Regions from separate parts of the Mus musculus genome. Here regions 2 and 3 are each linked to region 1. A link is a loop called in an ENCODE intact Hi-C map of the cell type or tissue named here. Cell type or tissue: heart. All regions are shown on one strand.

The links. A loop is a pair of places that touch in the nucleus more often than their neighbours do. Peaks named below come from ENCODE experiments on the same cell type or tissue, not always from the same donor. Only the 100,000 strongest peaks of a DNase experiment are listed, where the experiment ranks them.
Region 2: it touches region 1 in a loop (2.3-fold over the local background); 13 of 42 quality-filtered maps call a loop at or near these places.
Region 3: it touches region 1 in a loop (2.2-fold over the local background); 11 of 42 quality-filtered maps call a loop at or near these places.

The regions. Positions count from the first base shown.
Region 1 is chr17:32,031,614-32,039,613 of GRCm38, forward strand. Hsf2bp (heat shock transcription factor 2 binding protein) reads right to left here and starts at 2,895. Exons shown (of 8, transcript NM_028902.1): 1 at 2,832-2,895; 2 at 1,648-1,798. The coding sequence starts at 2,879. Rrp1b (ribosomal RNA processing 1 homolog B (S. cerevisiae)) reads left to right here and starts at 4,549. Exons shown (of 16, transcript NM_028244.2): 1 at 4,549-4,991. The coding sequence starts at 4,862. In heart, no CTCF peak of the experiment used is centred here; a DNase peak (open chromatin) is centred at 4,738; H3K4me3 peaks cover 2,618 bases; H3K27ac peaks cover 2,247 bases.
Region 2 is chr17:31,526,010-31,534,009 of GRCm38, forward strand. It overlaps Ndufv3 (NADH:ubiquinone oxidoreductase core subunit V3), which reads left to right. Exons shown (of 4, transcript NM_030087.2): 3 at 1,301-2,392; 4 at 5,101-5,317. The coding sequence ends at 5,243. Among named protein-coding and RNA genes, the nearest start is that of Ndufv3, 9.9 kb to the left of the region's middle. In heart, a CTCF peak has its summit at 3,472; no DNase peak of the experiment used is centred here.
Region 3 is chr17:31,515,840-31,523,839 of GRCm38, forward strand. It overlaps Ndufv3 (NADH:ubiquinone oxidoreductase core subunit V3), which reads left to right and starts at 4,276. Exons shown (of 4, transcript NM_030087.2): 1 at 4,276-4,422; 2 at 5,730-5,853. The coding sequence starts at 4,375. It also overlaps a transcript of Wdr4 not described here. In heart, CTCF peaks have their summits at 4,961 and 6,606 (motif pointing left); DNase peaks (open chromatin) are centred at 4,242 and 5,182; H3K4me3 peaks cover 2,016 bases; H3K27ac peaks cover 1,579 bases.

The DNA of each region.
Region 1 (8,000 bases):
CGACCACTAGTTCATGGCTTTACAGTGAAACAATCAACCAGCAGGCTAATGCACTCTGTTACCAGGCAGCATTTTCCTTTTCTGGAAATAAATGCACAGACACTAATTGCTCTCAAAATTTGCCAGTTGAGCATGAGATTAGAATGAGGCAGTTAAGAAGTCAATAACCGGCAGCAGGAGGAGTAAGGCCCCCACAAAGAATGGTGACACAGCCAGGGAATTGCGACAGCTCTGTCGCTCGCTCTCAGGGAGAGCACCGCGTTATTGGAGCCCAGTAAGAGGTAGACTATGGAAGAAGCCACTGGGAGGGGCACTTGTTGTGGAAGAATGCAACCCAGCCCCTGGACTAACAAGTGGGGCAGAGGGCAGGCTGGCGGCCCTCCCACCTACTCCCTCTCTCTTTGCTCAGAGAGGCCTTCTTTGGTCAGCCCTGCCAACTCCAGTCTGTAGGGGGTTGCTCTCCCAGAGCACAGTACAAGACAGAAGTTAATAGAAATTAATGAGAAGACTCCTGAAAGAATGGGGCAGGGTTCCCTGTAACCATAATCGTTCATCCTTTATTTTTGTTTGTTTGCTTATTTTTCGAGACAGGGTTACTCTGTGTAGCCCTGGCTGTCCTGGAAATCACTCTGTAGACCAGGCTGGGCTCGAACTCAGAAATCCGCCTGCCTCTGCCTCCCAAGTGCTGGGATTAAAGGCATGCGCCACCACGCCCAGCCATCCTTTATTTTTTATTCCTAGGTTCACATGCATTGGCATTTTGCCTGCATGCATGTCTGTGTGAGGATAATGGATCCCCTGGAATTGGAGTTCCAGACAGTTGTGAACTTCACAAACTTCTAACTGCTTCTTCACCCTTCTAACTGAATAGGGCTGGCTAACTGGCCAAGTCCATATGCACAAACTAGAAACCCATATTCTGATCCCTTCTAGCTTGCTATTTAGGCAATCTAGCCCCCAACCCCCACCCTACCCCCTACACCACCCCTACCCCACAGCCTGCTTCCAAGTAGATCACCATACTGCTTGTTTCTTGAATCTCAGGCTAGGCTTGAACTCAGTATGTAGGTGTGAATGATCCTCAACTCCTGATCCTTATACCTCCACCACTTAAGTACTGGATTACAGGCATGCACCATCAAGTCTGGCTCAGATACCTATATTTTTGAGTCAAGATACTTTCTTGGTGGGGGAGGGGAGAGGGGTAGAAGACAACACTTTCAGGATGACATGACACACACACTGGTATGGGGGAGGGGCTGCAATCAGGATATAAAGTGGATAAATAAATAAATAAATAAATGGGGGAAAAAAAGATACTTCCTTATTTGGACTTACAGCTCTAACCATTACTTGGGTTTTTAAGGTGTACACTATAAAGCCACACTATGAGAGCTGGCAGTCAGATGTAACTTGAAAAATTAGCCTTACCCACCAAAAGCTGATGTCATTGCAATCCAGTCCCAATTGGTAAAGTGCTGACAAAAGCTCCAAATACCTCCCAAAAAATTTAACAGGGTTCCAGACTCATATCTGGTATGTTGCTCAAATGTCAAACATCTGGATAGACAAGTCCTAGCAATCCTGAACTTCGCTCAACTCCCCTGCCCACCCAAAGACAAGTGGCATGCATGAGGTAAGACTCACTTTTTTCTACCATCTTTAATTTCTGGAAACTTTCCAGTAACTCCCCATTTAGTATTCTGGGTAAGAAGTCCCGTATTTGCATCACTTCCGTCGTCAGCCGTTCCAGGTCCTTCTTTCTGACTTTAACAAATTCTTCTTTAGATTCCATGTTCTAAAAGAACAAGTAGATCTTAGCATTGTAGTATTTCTCTTCAGATGACTAGAACTAGCATCCCAAATCGACTTGCTCCCTTTTCTTTCATGCCTCTTACATTCATAATTGCCTCACAAATGTGTTTTTCTTTCATGCCTCTTACATTCATAATTGCCTCACAAATGTGTTTACATACGTACCTGTGTGTGTGTGTGTGTGTGTGTGTGTGTGTGTTAAGGTTTTTATTTGGTTTTTGAGAGGGTCTCACTGCGTAGCTTTGGTTGTTCTGGAACTATGTAGACTAAGCAGTGTGTAGGCCTCTGCCTCCATAGTGCTGGGTTACAGTCTCTTCCACCACTCTTGGCACCTAATGTCCCTCCTGTTACACATATATGGATATAGATGTGTGTGTACACATGGGCTTTATATACAGAGGGCCATGATGACGGGGACAAGGGTGATGATTCACACCCACAGTCCTAGCTTCTCAAGAGACTGAGGGTGAAATATGGCTTTGCCCAAGCGTTGGAGGCCAGCCTGAGCAACATGTCAAGACTGATTCAGTAAGAACAAATATGGTGGAGGAGGGAATGGAAATACGTAAGGGGAAAAACCGAACTCATATTCCTAAAAGCCAAAAGAAAATGCCTGCAAGTTAATGCGCCCCAGGCTGAACCGCTCGGGTGGGATCCCTGCGGCCGCATTTGGCTTTTGCTGACCCCTAACATTCACACCATCATACAATGGCATCCTACCGGAAGTAGGCATTAACCAGGCCCTCTCATGAAGGGGCATCAGGGGCAGAACCCAGATAAGTGAGTTCTCAGCTCCGGCTCCCCGGAGCCTCAAGGCCTAAGGCCTGGGCTACCACTTTTTAACCTGAGGCATCCGCAGATGATTTGGAACTGTGCCTCTTGTCTCCGGCCCTGGCCCACCCTCGCGCAGCTCCTGGCCAGGTCCCCTCAGGGCTACAGGGACATCTCCTCAGGCACTGGATCCGCCCTGAGGGGAGTAATCAGCAGCAGCTCCCATATGTAGGGCACCCACTGACCCGGCAGGCCTCCTCAGTACCGGACCCGTCGCCCACGGTTGCGGCCATAGCCGCTGCCTCAGCTTCGTGCGCCTGCGCAGAGCTCGCTAACACGCACACACAAAAACGCGGGAATCTTAAGATGCCCCACGATACGGAAAGCCACAAGGTTCAAATCTCGACGATTTGCTCTTCACTCTCGCTTTCTGGGTCCAGGGATGAGATGGACCTGGATTCTACTGTAGCTTTCCTACTTCAGTTGCGTTTCAGACTTGTTACCTGCAAAGTGAGGCCTGAGAGTCAAGCAGAATCCGTCCTTCCCTGTTTAGAGAGAAGATGCTACAACCAAACCTATACACTGTGAGAAACCGCGCAGGGAAAACCTCATCGTCCCTTGGCCCCAAGTGCTTCTGTGCCAGCACTTGGGTGGCGGAAGCTGGAGTTCAAGACAAACTTGCTACATAGCATGGGAAAATCTAGGCTGGGCTACATGGGGGTAAAAAAAAAAAAATCAAAATTAAATCACCAAAGCTTGGAAGAATATACTAATCTAATAATTCTCATGTTTGATAACGTAGAGTTTTAGATGTCCCTAAAGTTTGCACAATTGTTAAAAGCCTTCTTTTATGTTGGTTTAGTATGTTCCCGCTTGTGCTGGTTTATGTCAACTTGACACGAGCTAAAGTCATGGGAGGAGGGAACCTCAGTAAAGAAAATGTCTCTATAAAATCAGATTGTAGCAGGCCTGTAAGGCATTGTCTTAGTGACTGATGGGGAGGACCCCACCTATTATGGGCGGGGCCATCCCTGGACTGGTGGTCCTGGGTTCGGATTTCTGAGTTCGAGGTCAGCCTGGCCTACAAAGTGAGTTCCAGGACAGCCAGGGTTATACAGAGAAACCCTGTCTCGAAAAAAAAAACAAACAAACAAAAACAAAACAGGCTGAGCAAACTGCAAAGAGCACGGCGGTAAGGAGCACCCTCCATGGCCTCTGCATCAGCTCCTGCCTCCAGGGTCCTGTCCTGGGTGAGGTCTGGTCCTGGCTTCCTTCCATGGCGAACAGTAATATGGAATGTGAGTCAAAACAAACAAACAACGACAACAACAACAAAAAAACATTTGCTCCCCAGCTTGCATTTTTGGTCCTGGTGTTTGAAAATCTCACTACCCACTGCTTAGAACTGTGTGTTTTGAATGCAGGACTTACAGAGTCAAGTTAGATCCTCAAAATTTCCCTCTACAATAGACATCCCTGCATCTCACCCAGACGTCGTGTGTGTGGATTTGCTGATTCCCCATTCAACAAGCCTGCACCTGTCTCAAGATGCGGCGGAAGGCTTGCTGTCTTGCCACTACACACCCCTAGATCTATCCTAGGACCCTGCAAAAAAGGATTGCTCACTACACCACACCTCTGTAAGTGCCCCTGATGCTGCAGGGATGGGTTGTTCTCGCTCCTCTACAAATCTCACACCTGCCCTAAAAAGCTGCAAGGGTCTCCTCTCCACCTTTGCACTTGTCCCAGGACATTGGGAGGTTGGCCACCCCCTCTATAATGCTACATCAAAACTCAAGGCACTATCTTGGCGGAAACGGGGCGGGGGGTTGGTTGTGGGGGCTGCCCCTGTGCTGTCGTCAGCCTTGGGCTGCCTGGATGACGGCCTTCCTCCTGGGTCTCAAGTCTGTCCAGGGAAGCCCGCCGAGTGAATGGAGGTAGTAGCAGGATCGCCGCTTCCCCGATAGACCTTTGTTAGCTGTGCTTAGACTCTAAAACTGCATCAAACCAGCCGTAGGCGTTCTGCTGGAGGAGACCTGACCTCCAACTAACCGCCCTGTCAATCGCCCTGAACCTGGGCCACTCTCAGGACGCACTTCAAGCAGCGTTGCTACGGCGTCTACCCGCACAGGGGCCACGCGGGCTCCCTGGGCGCGCGGCGAGCGGCGCACCGGTGACGCCATCACCCGCGCGCCGCAGCCCATACGCAGACGCAGTCCGGATCGCTTGGCGGCGAGCGGCACGCGCGCAGCCTGGGGATGCTGAAGCGAGTGCGATGGCTCTCGCCATGCAGTCTTCCGAGTTCCAGTTCGCCCAGCGGCTGGCCTCCAGTGAGAAGGGCGTCCGCGACCGCGCCGTGAGGAAGCTGCGGCAGTATCTCAGCGCCAGGACGCAGAGCGACACAGGTGCGGGCCTGGGTCCGCGCCGCTTCGTGCGGCGAGGGTAGCGCCATTGGGCGCGGGTGCGGGTGCTACGGGCTGTGTGGCGGAGCTCCTGGCCCTGAGTCCAAGCTCACCACTGGCCCAGTTCACCGAGGCTCGTTTGTGTTTCTCTTTGCCTCCCTTGGATAGTGTCTGTAGACGCTGGAGTGCGTTAGTTGCCCTGAGAGGAACTCTGGCAATGTGGTGGCAGGACCTCGTGGCGATGGAGTGGAGTATGGGTGAATGCGGGAATGTATACCGGTAGTGTGGAAAAGTGCAGGAGAAAGTCCCTCTAAAGGAGCCTCCTGTGCTCTGCTGAGATTTTGACAAGAGGAAGCTGGCCAGGCAGACGCAAGAAAGAGCTAAGTGTGCCCCAAGCCAGAGAAATCTAAGTTGGCGCGCAAGGCATGTTGAAATAAAATTGAACCTGGGGGCAGTGTGGCCACATCACTGGCTTTTTCGTTTGTGTTTTAGCTGCCGTGGAATGCATTGCAGGGATTTATTTAAGTGATCCAGAATAGGTTCTGTAACTCCTTGAGTGAATGCGTAAAGTCTAGACTGCAGCCTACTGTGGGGGTTTCAGGTTGCAGCCAGTTGGCTGAAGTTTGAGTTACATGTTGCTAAATCTACTTAAATTTGAAGGCGGGGGGGGGGGGGGCGCGGAGAGATTGCTCAGCGGTTCAAGTCTCAGAACCCACGTGGCAGCTCAACCCTTTCCTGGAAAGGAGTCACCTCCTCTCACCTCTGCTAACATCGGGCATGCACGTGGTGTGCATACATAGAAGCAAGCAAATCTCATAGACCTCAATTAAATTTTTTTAAATGGTTTTTGATTGAAATCTGCCACAGGTGAGAGCACATACCATTCATTCCAGCATTGGAAGGCAGAGGACAGCCAGGGCCACAGAGCAAGCAAGACCTTGTCTCCCAGAAAGGAAGAGAAATCTGATAAAGGTGTAAAGACTAGGTTTTTTTCTTAACCATTTGTGTGTGTGTGTGTGTGTGTGTGTGTGTGTGTGTGTGTGTGTATGTATGTATGTGTGTGCTTATAGGCACACTCATGAGGAAGTTGAGTTCCAAAAGTTACCTGTTTCCACCGTGGAATCCAGAGGTGAAACTCAGGTAGTGAGGCTTACCAAGCAAGCTATTTGTTGCCCACTGAGCCACCTTGGCAGCTAGCTTCCCACCCGGACCCCCTCTCCCCCATAACATTTCTGTTAAGGATTGCCCCAGAAATTCAGTTTACTCCACTCTCCCCTCCAAACACCTGTTCTCTCCTGCTGCTTCTTCCATTTCTCACCACATTGCCCTGACTCTTCATCACATGCACACATTGTCCCTCTGTCCTGCCTTCTCAATAACTTGAATTACTCTGTCTTAACTGGAAGTTCCTTTATTTTACCTATTTGTCTGGCCCATCCATTCCCTTAACTCCCTTGTGCCTTTTGTTTGTTTCGGTCCCTACCCCCACCCCGCAGACAGGGTCTTACTGTGTAGCCCTGGCTGTCCAAGAACTCACTCTGTAGACCAGGCTGACCTCGAACTCAGAGAGATAGCCTGCGAAGTGCTAGGATTAAAGTTGTGAGCCATCACTGCCTGGTTTGTTTGGTTGGTTGGTTTTGGTTTTTGATACAGGATTTCTCTTGTGTTATAGCCCTGGCTGTTCTCAAGCTGGTCTCAAACTCTCAGAGATTCGCCTTCCTCTATCTCCTGAGTGCTGGGGTTAAAGGCTTTCATCCAGGGCTTCCATTGTGCCTCTTTAAACTGCCCTCCACAAATGGCCCAGGTCATTTTCCTAAAGCAAATCTCATCTTACTGCTGCTTCCCCTGAAGGCCACAGTCCTGTCAGACGCTGTGGTGTCCTCACCTGCTCTTCTAATTCCTCAGTAGTCAGTTAAACTCTTAGGCCCAGCACAGCAGGCACACTTTTCTCACCTCCTCCCCCTTGCATTCAGGCTTGTTCTACAAAGAATCACTTCTGAGAGAAATCCTCCTTTACTATCTCCCTGGTACCTCTTGAATTATAAACTATGTGGCCCTTTTATAGTGCTTAGATACATGGGGGGAGGAAGGGCTATTTGTTTGGAGACAGGATTTCCTGGAGCCAGGGCTGGTCTCTACTACCTATACTAAGAATGAATGACCTTGTCCCCAGCTATGTACAGATAACTGTTTCTGAACTCTGGTTTGAACCCTTTCTCTGTAAGGCTTCCGTTTGTCTCCTTAGCCATGGGTAAAAGCGTGGAGCCTTAGGAGAGCCTTCAGGAGACAAAAGCAAACAGGTACAGTACACCTGGACCGGAGGCAGCCAGAGATCATGCTTCTCTGACCCCCTGGAACAGGCCCAGGACACAAGGACCTGAAGCCATTGGCTCATGCCAGTACCCCAGGGTCCTTGCTGATGATTTATCTTGTTCCCCCATTCATCATCATGGACACTTTGTGGAATATCGTAGGCCTTCAAAAAATAAAATAACTGTACAGGGACTGAAAAGATGGCTCAGCAGGTTAGAACATTTGTTCTTGAACCTGTTTGGTGGCTCACAACCATCTCCAGTTCCTAGGTATCTGACACCCTTTTCTTTTTCTTTTTCTTTCCTTTTTTTTTTTTTTTTAATGGGAGGGGTTTATTGTGCAGAGATAGAGGGGTGGCGAAGCAGGTAGAAGGACAGAGAAGAAGAAAAAGAGAGAAAGAGGGGGGAGAGAAGAAAGAGAGAGGAAAAAGAGCCTGACACCCTCTTCTAACCTCTGCAGTCTACAGTTACCACAGACACACATGGTGTACATGCATGCAAGTAAAATATGCATAAAATAAACAAAAAATAACTGCAGAGACTAGGAAAATGGCTCCATCAGTAATATGCTTGTCATGGGACCGTGAGGACCTGAGTTCAGGTGTTTACCTATAAAAGCCAGGTGTAATCCTGGTGTGGCCATATTGATAAAATAATCTGTCCCAGAAAATTAGCTGGAGAGCTAGTGAAGGAAATACTG
Region 2 (8,000 bases), 510 kb before region 1:
CTAGCACCTGGCCAGGGTAACCACACCCCAACCCTCAGGCTATCTCCTATTTGCAAGAGTCCAGCTCAGAGAAATACCAGTGGTGGTGTAGACAGTGGGGGGGGGGGGGGGGGAGGCTGGAGAGATGGCTCAGTGGTTAAGAGCACTGACTGATCTTCCAGAGATCATGAGTTCAATTCCAAGCAACCACGCGCGCCACCACTGCCCGGCACGTACCCCTGTCTTAAGGATTGTACATCTGCTCATCTGGAGAATGTTTGGTCCCACTTCGGCTCAGATGGTAATTAACCATTTACAACTCGTCCTGTGTTTTCCTTCTGATCTGTATGGTTAGAAAGATTGACAACGAGCCGGGCGTGGTGGCGCACGCCTTTAATCCCAGCACTCGGGAGGCAGAGGCAGGCGGATTTCTGAGTTCGAGGCCAGCCTGGTCTACAGAGTGAGTTCCAGGAGAGCCAGGGCTGCACAGAGAAACCCTGTCTCGAAAAAAAAAAAAAAAAAGAAATAAAGAAAGATTGACAACTGAGAAGACTCAACGAAATTAGCTCTACCGTGATTTTTTTTTTTTATTTCGCTCTTTCATAAATGACTATGAAATGTAAGGGTTTTTTTTGGTTAGAATTTATTCTGTTGGGCTTTCTGCTGTTGTTGTTTCTGCAGTTTAACATCTGTCTCCAGTGATATATGTGGTATTAAATTATTTTAGACTTTTGGGTTTTGTAAAACTTGTTTTCTTGGCTGAAGAAGTCCCCACGTGACCTGTGATTTTTGAGGGCTTTTCTTCCTTTTTAGGGCAGCTTTACAAGAAAAGCTATTGCCACTCCCTCCGTCCTACTGACTTGTCTCACGTCTCACCGGATGCACCAGGCACTCTTGTCTAGACTTCTGATGCTTTGCTCAGGAAGGGCAAACCCTGAACTTGTTAATATTCCAGTGGTGTTAGCGCTTCAAGACACCATACACCTGTAAAACCTGCGTAGCCAAGGGAAAGCATCTGCCGTCTGCATTAGAGTTGGCCTGATGTAAATCTGAGTGGGGTCATTTAAGATGTCCTCTGGGAAGCAATGCGTGTGAGAAATGGAGTCAGTTACGGCTCTTGTTGGTGAGAAAGTCCCTCCTTGAAGGTTGCACTCAGAGGCAAGTCTGCTCACTCCTAATGCTGTCCCGGCGCACGGGGAGGTTCCCGGAACCTGTGTTACCTTGACAGCGTTATAACACAACATGCTGGTACGCAATGAAATGTCTGTGGCTTTGAGTTGTTCTTTAAATAACAAATGTTCCTCTTTATGCCGTTTCCCAGATGTGGGAGCAGAGGAGAGGGGCAAGCTCCTAACCGCGCACACAGCAGCGGCACTGTCCAAAAACTCACCTCCACCCAGTTCTTACCCATCAGTGGAGAACACAGGTGGGGCTGTGGCAGGCCCGCACCCTGGCGGCAGCCTGCTGCCCACAGATGAAGGGCTTCCGAAGCATTTGTCAAGAAAGACTTTGGTAGCGTTTCCTCAGAAAGTTATGCCTCCACCCCAAGCACGGGGTTCTGACTCAAAGGCTCAGGGGCACGTGCAGAAAGTGACAAACGATTCATCTTCATCTTCCTCATCCAGCTCCTCAGATTCAGATTCTGATGGGGAGGAACATGACTCAGACCGTGCTCCCCGAGTGGCAAGCAAAGGCAAGGCAGGGTCTTCCAAACCGGAGGCCTCCCGGCCCTTGACGACTGGAGCCCCTAAAATCACAGTTTCTGCAAAAGAGAAGGCCAAGGTCCAAAAGCCACCCACAGATGTCACCTACCCAGAGAAGACCCTGCAGCCTAAGAAGAAATGGACCAAGCCTGTAGAAGACAGCAAAGAAGCCAGGTCCAAGCCCGTGACATCCAGGCCACAGTCCAGTGAGATGTTGGAGCAAAACGTGAAGGAAGAACACCAACGGGGGAAACCGAGACCAGACAAGACAGGAAAGGAAAGCGCAAAGCCATGTGAAGCTGAAGGAATCTTACCCAGCCACGGGAAAGTCAGAGTACCCACACAGCCCACTAGTGGGCCAGTGCCCACAACGCAAATACAAGAGGCCAGTGCAGAACATCCGCCAGCCGTTGCCCCCAGGAAGGGAGCTAGATATCCGGAACCAAAAGTGCCAGAGCCCGGATGGAAGACCTCTTCTCCCCTGCTCAGAAAAGAAAGCGCAGAGAAGCAGGTGCCAGAAGGAGGCTCCCAGGTCCAGGAGGTCTTGGAAGATCAGAAACCAGTGAGCTATTCGAAGACACTTCCTGTTCAGGAGAAAGATACTGTTGAAGAGAGTGCCAGACCACATCTGGAGGGGAGGTTCCAGGTGGCAGTCGAAGCCCCACCCACTGATGCAGTCCTACCCCAGGAAGCCCCGGCCGACACACAGGGTACACCTTGCCTTGGTTCAGACTCTCCTTGTCCTTTAGGGTGTATAGATCCTAAAGACCCTCTTGAGTTTCTGTGTATTTAGAAAGGAGTATTTTTTTTTTCTTTTTCTTTTTTTGGACAGTGTCTCTGGTAGCGCAGGCTGTTTTCAAACTCGCTATGTAGCTAACACTGGCGTTGTGATCCTGATCCCCCTGCCTCCGACTCCCAGGTGCTGGCATCTCTCATGTACCACTTGGCCTCATTTAACTATTTCTTAGATGGCATAATTTATGAAAACTGACAGTCTAGAATCACCACGCATAACCTTGGAGGATATCCACGCATGTAGCTCATGAACTTGCCCAATACTCAGCTGAGTGGAAAGCAGCACAAATCTTGTGGTGCTCTCAAAAGTCAGGAGCAGCAGTCACACGGCAGTGATAGCCCTCGGGTGGACTGAACTAGACCCGTACCTTAGTGAACTGAAGGAGTGTTAACAGGCAGGCAACCAGGCTGGAGAGATGGCTCAGTGGTTAAAAGCACTGACTGATCTTCCAGAGTTCAATTCCCAGCAACCACATGGTAGTTCACAACCATCTGCAATGGGGTCTGATACCTTCTTCTGGTGTGTCTGAAGAGAGCAATGGTGTACTCATATACATAAATCTTTTTTAAAAACAACAATAACAAACCAGACAGGTAACCATGGACAGCATCTGCGGGCTTTTCCCAGCACAATGGGCTGTATAATCGTCTACTGTGAGTTTCCAATGAGGGGCTTTTCAAGGGGTACTATACTCCTATCGTACTAAGTGGTTTTGCACATGTGTGACACCTCTCTGAGCAGCTCCCTAAAGAACAGCAATTCTCGCCGGGCGGTGGTGGCGCACACCTTTAATCCCAGCACTTGGGAGGCAGAGGCAGGTGGATTTCTGAGTTCGAGACTAGCCTGATCTACAGAGCGAGTTCCAGGACAGCCAGGGCTATATAGAGAAACCCTGTCTCAAAAAAGAAAAAGAAAAAGAAAAAAGAAAAGAAAAAGAAAGCAGGAATTCTTTGATTTAAAATCCGAAGTTCCCGAGTCCTCCTTAAGATGGCAGCATCGCCGCTAACGAGGCCTTCCTGCACCTGCGAGTCATTCCCAGCCACGCCCCCTCCTCACCTAATTTGCATCACCATGGTGTGCTAACTATCGCTCTTCCGGGATGTTTACAGCATTTATGTTTTCTTCCTTTAACATTTCTCCTCCTTCACTAGTTAACCATGTACCAGTGCACGCCTGACTTCTAAGACCTCGGGACCTGCCTTTCCGACCCCGTTCCAGTTTTCAGACCTGATCTCAACTAGAGATCTTAAACCTAGCACGGAAGCACAGGCATGGGGATTTCTAGGTTAACTCACAGGGCTGCCGATGTAGCTTAATATGGGGCTTAACCAGTGAGTAAGGTCCTGGGCTCAGTTTCCAACACTGCAGAAACAAAAACTTGCCTCCCCTCCATCCCTAGCCCTCTTTGCTGGCAGCTGAGGCTCACAAAGTGTCCATGCCCAAAGCTCCTTGCTTACAGGTGGGCTCTTATTGATAGAGTTTATAACCCACCCAGCTCCCATCAGTTTTCACCGGCCCTGCCATAACTGTGTACTCCGTGGCTTTGAAGGTATACCTTCCACACACTGAAGATTGTCAGCTCACCGAGGAAGAGAAGATGCCATCCTTTTGTCCTTCCTGCTTGCTTGCCTGCCTTCCTTCCTTCCTTCCTTCCTTCCTTCCTTTCTTGAAATTAAATGAAGAGAAACAGCTTTTGGATTTGGAATAGCGAACCATGTATTTAAGTTGGTGGGGTGTTTGTTTCTGTGTCGTGCAGTGTGAGTAGAACTGAGGCAGGAAGCCTCACGATTCCCAGGGATCCAGGAAGATATCCGCACAGACTTGCCTTGCGGCTACGCTGCATTGCTTGTCTCCTGCCTTGTTGCATTTGAGTTGCAGAAGAGCCCGTCCTTTTGCTTTAGTCCCATGCTTTGAGTTTTAAGATTTTCAATTACTTAGGTACATAGATTTAATTTTTTCTCATTTAAGATAAAAGGAGAAATTACTATTTTTTTTCCTATGGTTTGGAAGGTAACAATTTTCAAAAAGTTAAAATGGCAAAGCTACAGCTCTTTCTGGGTTTGTGTGCCCATTTTCACCAATATTGTAACACTCAGGTTTTTCTCATATCTGCACATGCTTATTTCTATCACAGACAGACATCCAAAAGAATGTGATTTCTCTCCTGTGTCCATCTGTAATTCCAGATCCTTCCAAATGCACAGTGTGAACCCAGGGCTTAAAAATACAAAAAGGACGGGCAAGGTGCTCCGATCCTGTATAAGAAACGAAGCAGCCTTGTCCTGTCCCCTATCTGAGAGGTTAGACTCTGCCATCTTATTAACAACAACAACAAAAAGCAGAGAGTCTCCTGGCAGGCCTGTGCCACAATCTCGGGAAAGGTTAGCGTTTTTACAATGGCACTGCCTCCGTGTGCTTTGTGATTCTGCTCAGCCATAAGGTTCGGCATGCACTTCAGGTGACTCTTTTACATTGCCCTTGAAGATGCAGGGCTCTCAAGGTCTCCTGTCTGCTAGTTAGAAAGCTCACACACTATAAACTGGTAGTGTGGAGACTTCTGCTTCCTAAGCGCCCCAGACAGATTTGTGTGTCTGACAGCTGTCTTGTCACCTTTCTCCACAGAGCCCGAGCCGACTGACACCACCACCTACAAGAACCTGCAGCACCATGACTACAACACATACACCTTCCTGGACCTGAACCTGGACCTCTCCAAATTCAGGCTGCCACAGCCGTCTTCAGGACGAGAGTCACCTCGGCACTGAGCTCAGCTCAGGGTAGACCCCGATGTTGGTTCCCATGAATCCTTGCCTGTGAGAATAAAAGGCAGAGTCACAAAGCTCACTATGTGGTTATTTCCCCTCGCACCTCCCAGAGAATGACTTAGCGACACCCTGATTACTCGTATAGTCTACGTGGTTCTGTGGCATCCCCCAGTGGCCACAGTGAAGTGGTCACAGATTCTTCCAGGTTAGAGTCCGTAGCTCCGGGAGATGTTTAACCTCATCATCCCTAACAAGGCCAGAGGGAACGTTCTATTTCAGAGCACACTTAGGGACGGCTGTGTACCACACCCCTCTTAACTTGCCAGTCTACAGCCAGCCAGAGGGATCCGTAAAAAGAGAAACAAAGCAAAGTCGGGCTCACTCAGCCTCATACTGGTCGGCAGCAGTTTCTGCCAGGTCTGAGCCACAGCCCCAGTGAGCCGGGGAAGGCGTTACACTGATTTAAACATGACACAAAAATTGCAGGATATTTGATCACACTGTGGACCCTGAGATTTACTGGGAAAACCTGCTTTTAGTTGTGCTGTGGCTCAGCCTTAACACACACCTTTAATCCAAGAGCTTTCTGCTTGAATACTGGGAGCAGGAATAAATAAAGTCAACCATAGGCCAAGAGGCGGAGCAAACAAGCAGCTGACAGGAAGTGAGCATAGGATTAGTAAGAAAAGTACCATAGAGACTAAGGAAGTCAGGAGGACAGATAGAGAAACTCACAGGAAGTCGTTCAGTTTGAAAGGCTTTTTGAGTTGGTGTGGGAAAGGGACATGCCTTCTGGGACAGAGGAAGATGGTCAGCTGGGTGCTTTCTCTGCCTCTCTGAGCTAGCTACCTAAGCGTCTGGCTCCTGAGTCTTAATTGGTAAAATCGAATGATTGAGACGTTTAAACACGTTTTTGTTTAAAAAAAAATGTGTGTGGAGAGAAACTGGGGATAGGAGGTACACTCGTAAGACCCCCACCCTCGGTCGGTGGTACTTCACTTCGAGATGCCCCCAAATGAGACACCAAGACGCAGATCTATGCAAAAGCAAGAGGTTTATTTTCCGGCGCATGGGGTCAACCTCAATCAGTCCCTCAAGGCGAGTGACAAGAAGGTGACCCTGAATGGCTATTACAAACAGTTTTTATACTTTTTAGGGGCACAGGTTACATCAGCAAGGTTACAGTTCAAGCTTATTGGGTAAGCATATTGACCTTTAAATCTATTGGCTAGCAAACATGACACACATTTGAACTCTACCTGGGACTTTGCAGAGGGTCAGGTGACTATCAGTCAGTACATTTGGAAAATCTTTTACTCAAGAATGTTCCTGGGCTGGTGAGATGGCTCAGTGGGTAAGAGCACCCGACTGCTCTTCCGAAGGTCCAGAGTTCAAATTCCAGCAACCACATGGTGGCTCACAACCATCCGTAACAAGATCTGACTCCCTCTTCTGGTGTGTCTGAAGACAGCTACAGTGTACTTACATATAATAAATAAATAAATCTTTAAAAACAAAAAAAAAAGAATGTTGCTGTGTGTGGGTGGAGAGTAAGGGTTCCCAATAGCTAGGGAAAGTGATTGTCGCCTCAGAGACGTGGCAGGAGCCTTAGTTTAAATGCCTAATTGGCTGTTAGTACTGTGGCCTTGCATCATCCAAATAAGGACACTGCACCTTCCTGGAGTTCATGGGTACGTAGGGAGGTGGGACGGATGCAGGGTAGGGGGACAGTCTATGGGGAACCCTTGCAGGGACCCGCAGGATGGTAGAGGGCAGATTAAAGAAGCAGTCTGTGGGAAAGAGGCAAAGACAGACCACCACGAGATTGATAATGGGAATCCTAGAAAGGGGTCCTCAAGGCCTTAGCATGTGCCCAGGTGCTGAGCTAGCTAGCATTTGGACTGTCAGAAGCTGTGGACACAATTTGAGGCTAGTCCAAACCTCTGGCCTCTGGGAGAACTTAACTCACTCCTGTATTTTGTTGAAAGTGGAAAAAAAAAAACACTCTATAATTTGATTGATATTCTCACTCCCCTTCCCCCAACTATGGTGGTAGGCAGCAGTGTGGCAGAGGTGGAAAGGGTCTAGAAAGGGCATGTGAACGAAGCCAGGCGGTGGTGGCACACGGGAGGCAGAGGCAGGCGGATTTCTGAGTTCGAGGCCAGCCTGGTCTACAAAGTGAGTTCCAGGACAGCCAGGGCTATACAGAGAGACCCTGTCTCGGAAAAAAAAAAAAAAAGGGCATGTGAGCATGTGAAGGTTTGAGATTCTGTCCCCCCTCTGGGTGAAGACTTACACAGTAAAAGACACTTAAAGCTCCTGCTAGTCTTGGTGCCGAATGGGATATGGAAGAAGGATGAAGCCGGCACCAGCAATGATCAGGATACTGCCATGCTCAAGAAGTGGGTGGTGAAGTTGAAGCCCAAGACAGCCATAGTTCAACCACCATCTTGAAAGCCAGTCCAGGCCATGGTCTCTCCAACCTCATGCTCATGCTGACATGGGAGAGCCCCAGTGAACAGAGAGGCACTTGCGGCTAAGCCTGATTACTTGAATTCAAGCCCCAGGGCCCACCACATAGGATAGAACTGATTCGCACATGTTACCCTCTTACTTCAATTCATGGCCATGGCATGTGCATATCCACATACATACATATACATTATATGCGCGTACATATTAAATAAGCATCATTGGGCTTACACACACACGTGTAAATACCTATACTAACAAGTACGTATAACACACACACACACA
Region 3 (8,000 bases), 520 kb before region 1:
TCAAATCCCAGCAACCACATGGTGGCTCACAACCATCAGTAATGAGATCTGATGGCCTCTTCTGGGGTGTCTGAAAACAGCTACAGTATACTTAAATAAATAAATCTTTGAGCCAGAGCAAGTGGGGCCTGAGTGAGTGGGGCCGGAAAGAGAAGAAAAGGTGCCTGAAGAGTGGCTCACAGTGTACCTAGGTATAATAAAATAAATAAATAAATAAATCTTTTTTTAAAAAAAAATTCAGTCTTGAAGGCTAGAAAGATAGCCCAGGGGTTAAGAGCATTAGCGGCTCTTTCAGAGAAATCAGGGGACAATTCCCAGGATCCAGATGGCAGCTCACAACTGTCTAAGACTCCAGTTCCAGGAGATCTGTCACCCTCTTTTGAGCTTGGCAGGTACTGCGTACACATGGTGTGCAGTCAGACATTTGGGCAACACACCCATACACAGAAAATAAAACTAACTAAATCATAAACGGGTGTGGTGGCACACACATTCAATCTTAGCACAAAGGGCAGAGGCAGGCAGATCTCTGTGAGTTCAAAGGACAGTCAGAGTTGCATGGTGAGACTGCCTTAAAAATAAGTCAGGCAGTTGTACACCTCTACTCCCAAAACTCAGGAGGTAGAGGCAGGTGGATGGATGTCTGTGAGTTCGAGGCTAGCCTGATGTACAGAGCAAATTCCAGGACAGCCAGCACTACACAGAGAGACCCTATCTTGAAAAAAACCTAAACAAACAACTACAACTTCCACCTCAAAGGAAATAAGAGATAGTTTATTCTGCACGGCCATATCCTAAGAGCACAGGTTTCGTGTTCCAACGTGGAAGAGGTTCCATGAAGTTTTAATAGTCACAGAACAAAGAGGACTCACAACCCAGGGTCCAAGGCACCTCTTAAACACACTGGTGGAAATATTAAATGGCAGTTACAGTATTGTGCTGAGGAGAAATCTCAACTGTAGGTCTGAGATGCTGTCTAGTGCTATCGCTTTTTGGTTTGGTTTGGTTTGGTTTGGTTTGGTTTGGTCTTTCAAGATAGGGTTTTTCTGTGTAGCTCTGGCTGTCCTGGAACTCACTCTGTAGCCCAGGCTGGCCTTGAACTTAGAAATTCACCTGCCTCTGCCTCCCAAATGTTGGGACTAAAGGCATGCACCACCACTGCCCCACTGTCTGACAACTCTTAACGCTTTGATTGGGGGAAAAGGAGGTCTGGTTAAGCTAATACATTCCAAGGTTTTTATCAATTTGTCAGTATGTTAGGTCCCACACAGAGTGGTATAAGGCTATTTAGGGAACTAAAGCTAGCTCCAGTTAAACTGTAATCAGGCTCTGGAGTGGCAACATTCCCACCTCCTCACACCACTGCAGTTGAACCATCAGTCAGCTTCTGCCTACACAGCAATAGCATCTTCCAATGGAATTCTCCTTCACACATCCAAGTTTTGTTTGGGGAACCAATGAATTTATTTTTGGCTGTTTACAGGAGCAAGACTGACTTGGAGGCAGATAGTGGGAAGCCCTCTGCGCCAAGGCAGCCATACCACCAAGGATTCCCATCCCACCATGGAGGATTCACAAAGAGCTGCCAGACTCAGGACTTCCACCCCTAATAAATTGCTTACTTCTTATATAATCTTGAGGAAGGCCTCGAGAGCCTCATGTTCCCTCTAGGAGGAAATGCTAACGGTTCAAATCTTGTGAGGACCTTCTGTGGGAACTTACATCTGCTCTGATTCCAAGTAGCACTGGCCATGCCCAACTCAACGGAAACAACCACATTGCAATCATGTCCCCTCCACACTCTATCTCTTCCTCCCCTTGGTACCCCCCCCCACCTACAGAACCCCTCCTCTATCAGCCTGGCTTGGGGTCACACTCTGTGTGTATTGGTCCATTTGCTGAGGCTATAACAACATAGCTGTGGTTGAGCAGCACGTAAGGAAAATAATGGGTTGAGTGGTGGTTGTGCACATCTTTGTTCCCAGCACAGAGAGGCAGAGGCGTTTGGATCTCTGTTGAGTTTGAGGCCATGGTTGGTCTACAGAGAATTCCAGGACAGCCAGGGCTACACAGAGAAACCCTGTCTTGAAAGAGAGAGAGAGAGAGGGAGAGAGAGAGAGAGAAGAGAAGAGAAGAGAAGAGAAGAGAAGAGAAAGAAGAAAGAAGAGAAGAGAAGAGAAGAGAAGAGAAGAGAAGAGAAGAGAAGAGAAGAGAAGAGAAGAGAAGAGAAGACTGGAGAGATGGCTGAGATGGCTTAGAGGTAAAGAGCACCATCTGCTCTTCCAGAGGTCCTGAGTTCAATTCCCAGCAACCACATGGTGGCTCACAACCATCTGTAACGGGATCTGATGTTCTCTTCTGAAGACAGGGACAGTGTACTCACATACATAAAATAAATACATCTTTAAAAGAAAAGAAACAAAGAAACAAAAGAGGAAGGAGGGAAAGACAGATTCCTAAGGAGAGTAAGTTCAAGGACAGCCTAGGCTACATAGGGAGACTTTGTCTTAAAAACAAAACAAAACAAAACAAAACAAAACCCTCCAAATCAACCAAGGCAATCACCCTCAAAACATCACACACTTCTTATGAGAATTACCAGGTTCCCATAGTAGCTATATTAGTCCCTTCCAAGAGCTGTACCCATAGTGAGGAATTACTTTCCATGGGCTCCACCTCTTACTACACCCATAATAATGGATTACTTCCCACAGCCCCACCTCTTATTGCTTCTAGTCCTTCACCATCACCCTGGAGACCAAGAACTTCCAGCTCATGAGCCCTCGGAGGGCAAATGCATACAGCTCTCCCACTGAGTAGTCTTTCCCTTGCATTTGTTCTTGCATCTCCCAGTTCCTCCAGCGTCTAAACTGGTCGGCTGTGAGAAGTGGAGGTTTTGAGTCCTATGGTTTTACAGCTCCAACTCCAGTCCCACAAAGGACAGGTGGTACCCGTTCCCCTCAGTATTATTTACTCACCTCTAAAGCATGCAAGTGTCCCCTGGAGACAAGAGTAGGTGAAGAAGGACAATTATTTGTGTGGTAGATCGAGCTTCTTCTCAGCCCACAGTGTCCGTAGCAATCTCATGTCACAGAAACCTTTCCCATTCTCAGATCTAGAAGATGCTCTCACATGGGCTGTCTCCAGTCTTCAGAGGCCTGCAATGCACTCTGTCTCTGGAGCCTGAACACTCCTTGGAGCTCCCGTCATGCCATTGTCCCCCTGACAGCCTGGACACAGCATTAACAGCTCTAATATTTTTTTTTCTTCTCAGTAATTCATTTCATTGTTCTGAATCCTTTCACTGACATTGAATTTTCCTTGGTGGAAAATTGGAGGTATAGACATAACCATCTATGTGAAATACTTACTGTGCACTGGGCAAACGTGTGCGAGGGGCCACCAATCAATCAGTGGGAAGAGGAATTCCAATAACACATACTGTAACACAGCTGTGCCTTAGATATGGTTCTCCAAAAAGCTTTGTGTGTTAAAGGCTTGGTCCTCAACTGGTGAAGTTGGGTGTGCATGTGTGTGAGTATATATATATATATGTGTGTGTGTGTGTGTGTGTGTGTGTGTGTGTATAATAGGGACAAATGACAGGTACTTTTCTTTCTCCTCCCCCCCCCCCACACTTAATTGTTATATATAAGTATACTGTAGCTATTTTCAGACACCAGAAGAGGGCATCAGATCTCACTATAGAGGGTTATGAGCCACTATGTGGTTGCTGGGATTTGAGCTCATGACCTCTGGAAGAGCTGTCAGTGCTCTTAATCGCTGAGCCATCTCTCTAGCCCCAAGTTTATCTATTGATTACAAACAATCTTTACAGTTACTCTGTAAAAGAGCAGGCTGTCTTTGAACTAGCCCTACTGCTGGTATGGTAGGTGGGCACCTCCATGCCCAGCTTCTGGTTTGTTTGTTCAAGACCACGCCCCTACTGGGCAAGCGCACTACCACCGAGTTGTATCTCCAAGAAACAACAAACTCACAAAGATCTCACCAAACACAGAAGTCTCTCAAGTCGAACCAGAAACGCAAAGGACATGATTCTAGCTGTGCAATTTTGGTAGGTTACAGACCAGAGTTAAGGGCGAGATCAGGGCAAGGTGGGCAGGCCCAAATCGGAGGGGCGGGACTTTCAGCGGGATCTACCCAGGGGAGGACCCCACGCTTTCCCGAACCCGGAATTGGTGGACTCAGTTAGGGGCGTGGCCTTAAGGAGCCCTCCCAGAATGCGCGCGCAAACGCTTGGGTCCACCATGGTGTGCGATTGGTGAACGTGGACGCGGGGCGGAGCCTGGGGTGGTGCGTGTGCACAAGTAGGTCACGTACCTAAGTGCGACCTCCGCTCTTGGCATTTGTGCCATGGCGGTCTCTCTCCTCCTGCGGGGAGGACGGATCCGGGCGCTGAAGGTAAAGGGCTAACGGGCGGGACATACCGGGCCCTTAGCCTGACCCTTAACTGCACCCGTGGGCCCGGTGCGGAGAGGGGTCCTAGGGCCTGTGCTCACCTGACCCGGACAGAAGGGTTTTCTCTGCAGGAGTGAAACCGAGTCACTGAGGCTGTTTTTAAAACGAAACCTGGCTTTCTCTGCAAAACTAGTATTGGGTTTTGTTTGGGTTGGGTTCGGTGGATGGAACCTAGGGCCCTGCGCTTGCTTGTCAAGAGCTGTCATTGAACTGGCCCCAAAGCAGGAAATGCTCACAGCAATATAAAATACAGGTGACAGAGGGCTCCCGTCGTCAAATGGGCACTGTTTAATTATTCCTTCAGGTATATTGCTCCCAGCGATTTTTTTCCAGCGTGTATCGGTACACATAATTTGTACACACACGGAGAATCATCAGTATAAATAGAAGTTTTCCGGTTCTTTTGCTCCACCCCCCAACCCCCTCCCTAGCATGAAGCATCCTAGGATCTAACACATACCTTAGCGGTTGCCGGCTGAATTACAATAAGATTCTTCTCAAATTGTAACACTTCTGAAGCAATTATCTACATCCTATTTACTAGTAGATAGTGTTTCTGCAACTTTACTAACTGTAGGGAGATAATTTTGCAAAAAGAAACATAGTATTTTGTAAAGTAACAAAATAGCCAGTAGAGTAAACTGGCTGCCCTGTATTAAGACCCAGGAGTCTTGGGCTGAGAGCCAACTGGGCCTTGCATCCAGGATCCAGGCCTGAGTGTTACAGCCGGCATGATGGCTGCCATCCAGAGGCCAGCACTTCCCTCCCCCCTCCCCCATGCTAACACAGGCTCCCCCCCTCCCCCCAACACAGGTCTGTCTAACTGAGGCTTTGCAGGACACGTGACAGCAAGAGCTTTTCTCAGAAGCATCTGTCTCCCATCCTCCCAACCCCTGAGCCCCAGGTTTCTGCAGAACATAGAACCAGGCTCTTCTCCAAGATATCCTGAAGCTTTGTATAACGAAGCTGGCAAAGTCTTTATTTTTAATAAAAACTTTCCAAGTGCCTATTTTGGGAAATTTCTGCAAAGATTAGGGAAATAAAGTTGTTTTCATTTACCCAGATGCTAATAGTGATTTTCCTGGAACTTGGGGTATATTTTTCTTGCAGCTTTTGGGGTATTTGTCAGAGCATTCATAATTCCCATATGTTATGACCATTGTAATAAGTGTGCCATGTGAATATGAATATATAATACATTGTAATGGCTGTTATCGAAGTGAGTATCTTTGCTTGTCTGCTCTCCCCAGGCTGTGCTCCTGGAGGCAAGGGTGTTCCCGGGAGAACTGGTTTCTGTAGTGAGGCTGTCTACAGAGTCAGAGAAGAGTGCAAAGGAGAAAGAGCTACATCCCAAGACACAAAGTGTGCTCAAAGGTGAGATGTTAAATATGATCTCGGGGGTGTGGGGGAGGCAAAGAACGAAAAGTCAGTAGCATGAAGTGAGGTGGGCCAGACGCATAACCTAAGACTTCAGCTCACAGTGAGATGGAAGATTGGACCTCACTGGTAATACAAAGGCTTTGACTCTATGTTAGCTCTAGATATGGAGTAGTGCTTCCTAAATGGCCAACCCAGCAGGGAGAACAGAAGGGCGCTGGCATTTCCAAGGCCCTCAGGAACACACGCTATTTATCGTGAAATAGGGAGACCCCACCCTACCTTCCCGTCCCTGGTTTTTGGTTTTTCCTGACTCCCCAAGACTCTGGTGAAGTTTTCCTGGTGTGCCCCCTCACCATTTGGGGGCCATCATGACCTCGGGGAGGGAATTAGGAACGAGCACTTCTCCTGTGCTGCACGCAGCTAGGACCCAGCTGGTGTCCAGCTCTCTTCAAAATCATTTTGATTTCTGTCACTTGTTCCTCTCTCTGAATGCCAGCGTAGGATGGCCTCATGCCAGGCAAGATGAAATGCAGTGCATTTTTAATGCTTCTCCTCTGAGGATAATTTTATTTCCTATGCCTTGCTTGTTTTTTATGGTTTGTGTATTGGGTCCATTGAATTTAAGTTTTTTTTTTTTTTTAAGATTTATTTATTCATTTTATGTATATGAGTACATTGCAGTTGTCTTCAAATCCCAGCAATCACATAATGGCTCACAATCATCAGTAGTGGGATCTGATGCCCTCTTCTGGTGTGTCTGAAGACAGCAACAGTGTACTCATCATATACATAAAATAAATTAAATCTTTTAAAAAAAGAAGAAGAAGAAGGAAGCAAGGAAAGAGGCCTTCATTTTTACGAATGTAACTAAGTTGTGTACCATATATGGCATAGACTTTATTTTATTTATTTATTTATTTTGGTTTTTCTTTTTCTTTTTTTTTCTTGAGACAGGGTTTCTCTGTGTAGCCCTGGCTGTCCTGGAACTCACTCTGTAGATCAGGCTGGCCTCGAACTCAGAAATCCACCTGCGTCTGCCTCCCGAGTGCTGGGATTAAAGGCGTGCGCCACCACACCCGGTGCTTTTTTTTTTTTTTTAAGATTTATTTTATGTATATGCGTACACTGTAGCTGTTTTCAGACACACCCAAAGAGGGCATTGGATTCCCATTACAGATGGTTGTGAGCTACCATGAGGTTGCTGGGAATCAAACTCAGGACCTTTGGAAGAGCAGTCAGTGCTCTCAACCGCTGAGCCATCTCTCCAGCCCAAATCTTATCTTCTAGACACATGATTGTAGACTACATGGGTTTTAGGACCCAAGAGCCTACTATATAAGAACAGGGGTCTGTGTGGATAGAAGTGCTGTCATCCTGGGAAGGTTTTCGAAGGGTGACCTGGCCCGGGAGTTAGCCTTGGATTCCCAGGAAGCTCCTGGCCCTCTGCAGCCATCTGAGCCTGCAGCTTTGCCACCTCCCTGGGTGCTACGGGGCTGTAGAAGCTGTGGTGTGTGCACGCACACTCCAAGTGCATGCTCATCCACTTTGTGAATGGCATTTTACTTCAGGGTAGAATATGGTCTTCAGAAATAATAAGTTGTTCTGTGCATATTACACTTGTATATTCTAATGTAAAATACTTTCTGTACGAGCTCACACTCCTAAATTTAGCCACATATGGGCCTGTGTTTTCCCTTGAAGTGCCAAGGATTAGAAACCATCTCAATTAGAGTGGCTTTGGGAGCCCCTGGGTCTCTCTACATCTGCTCTTAATCCCCAGCCACTGGGAGTGGGTTAGGACCCACCCTCCGGGGCAATATTTTCTGTCCTACTCTGGAGGCTCCAATATCTTAGCACAAGCTTCCTTCCCCAGGAAAGCTGCCACTCCATGTTGGTACCAGGATGCTCCCACAGGCCCTTCATGGAGACATGCCTGGGTTTCCTTGCTGTTTGTTGAATCCTGTCACCAGAGCACATTGTACAGGTCTATAAGATACTGGCTGAGCAGTTTGCACGTTGCTTTCTGTCAGTTTGTTTTGTTTTGTTTTGTTTTGTTTTGCTTCTTCCCCAGATTCTGTCATGTAGTATAGGTTGGGCTTGAACTCCAATCCTCTGGCGTGCTGTGGGGTGGGGCGAGGGGG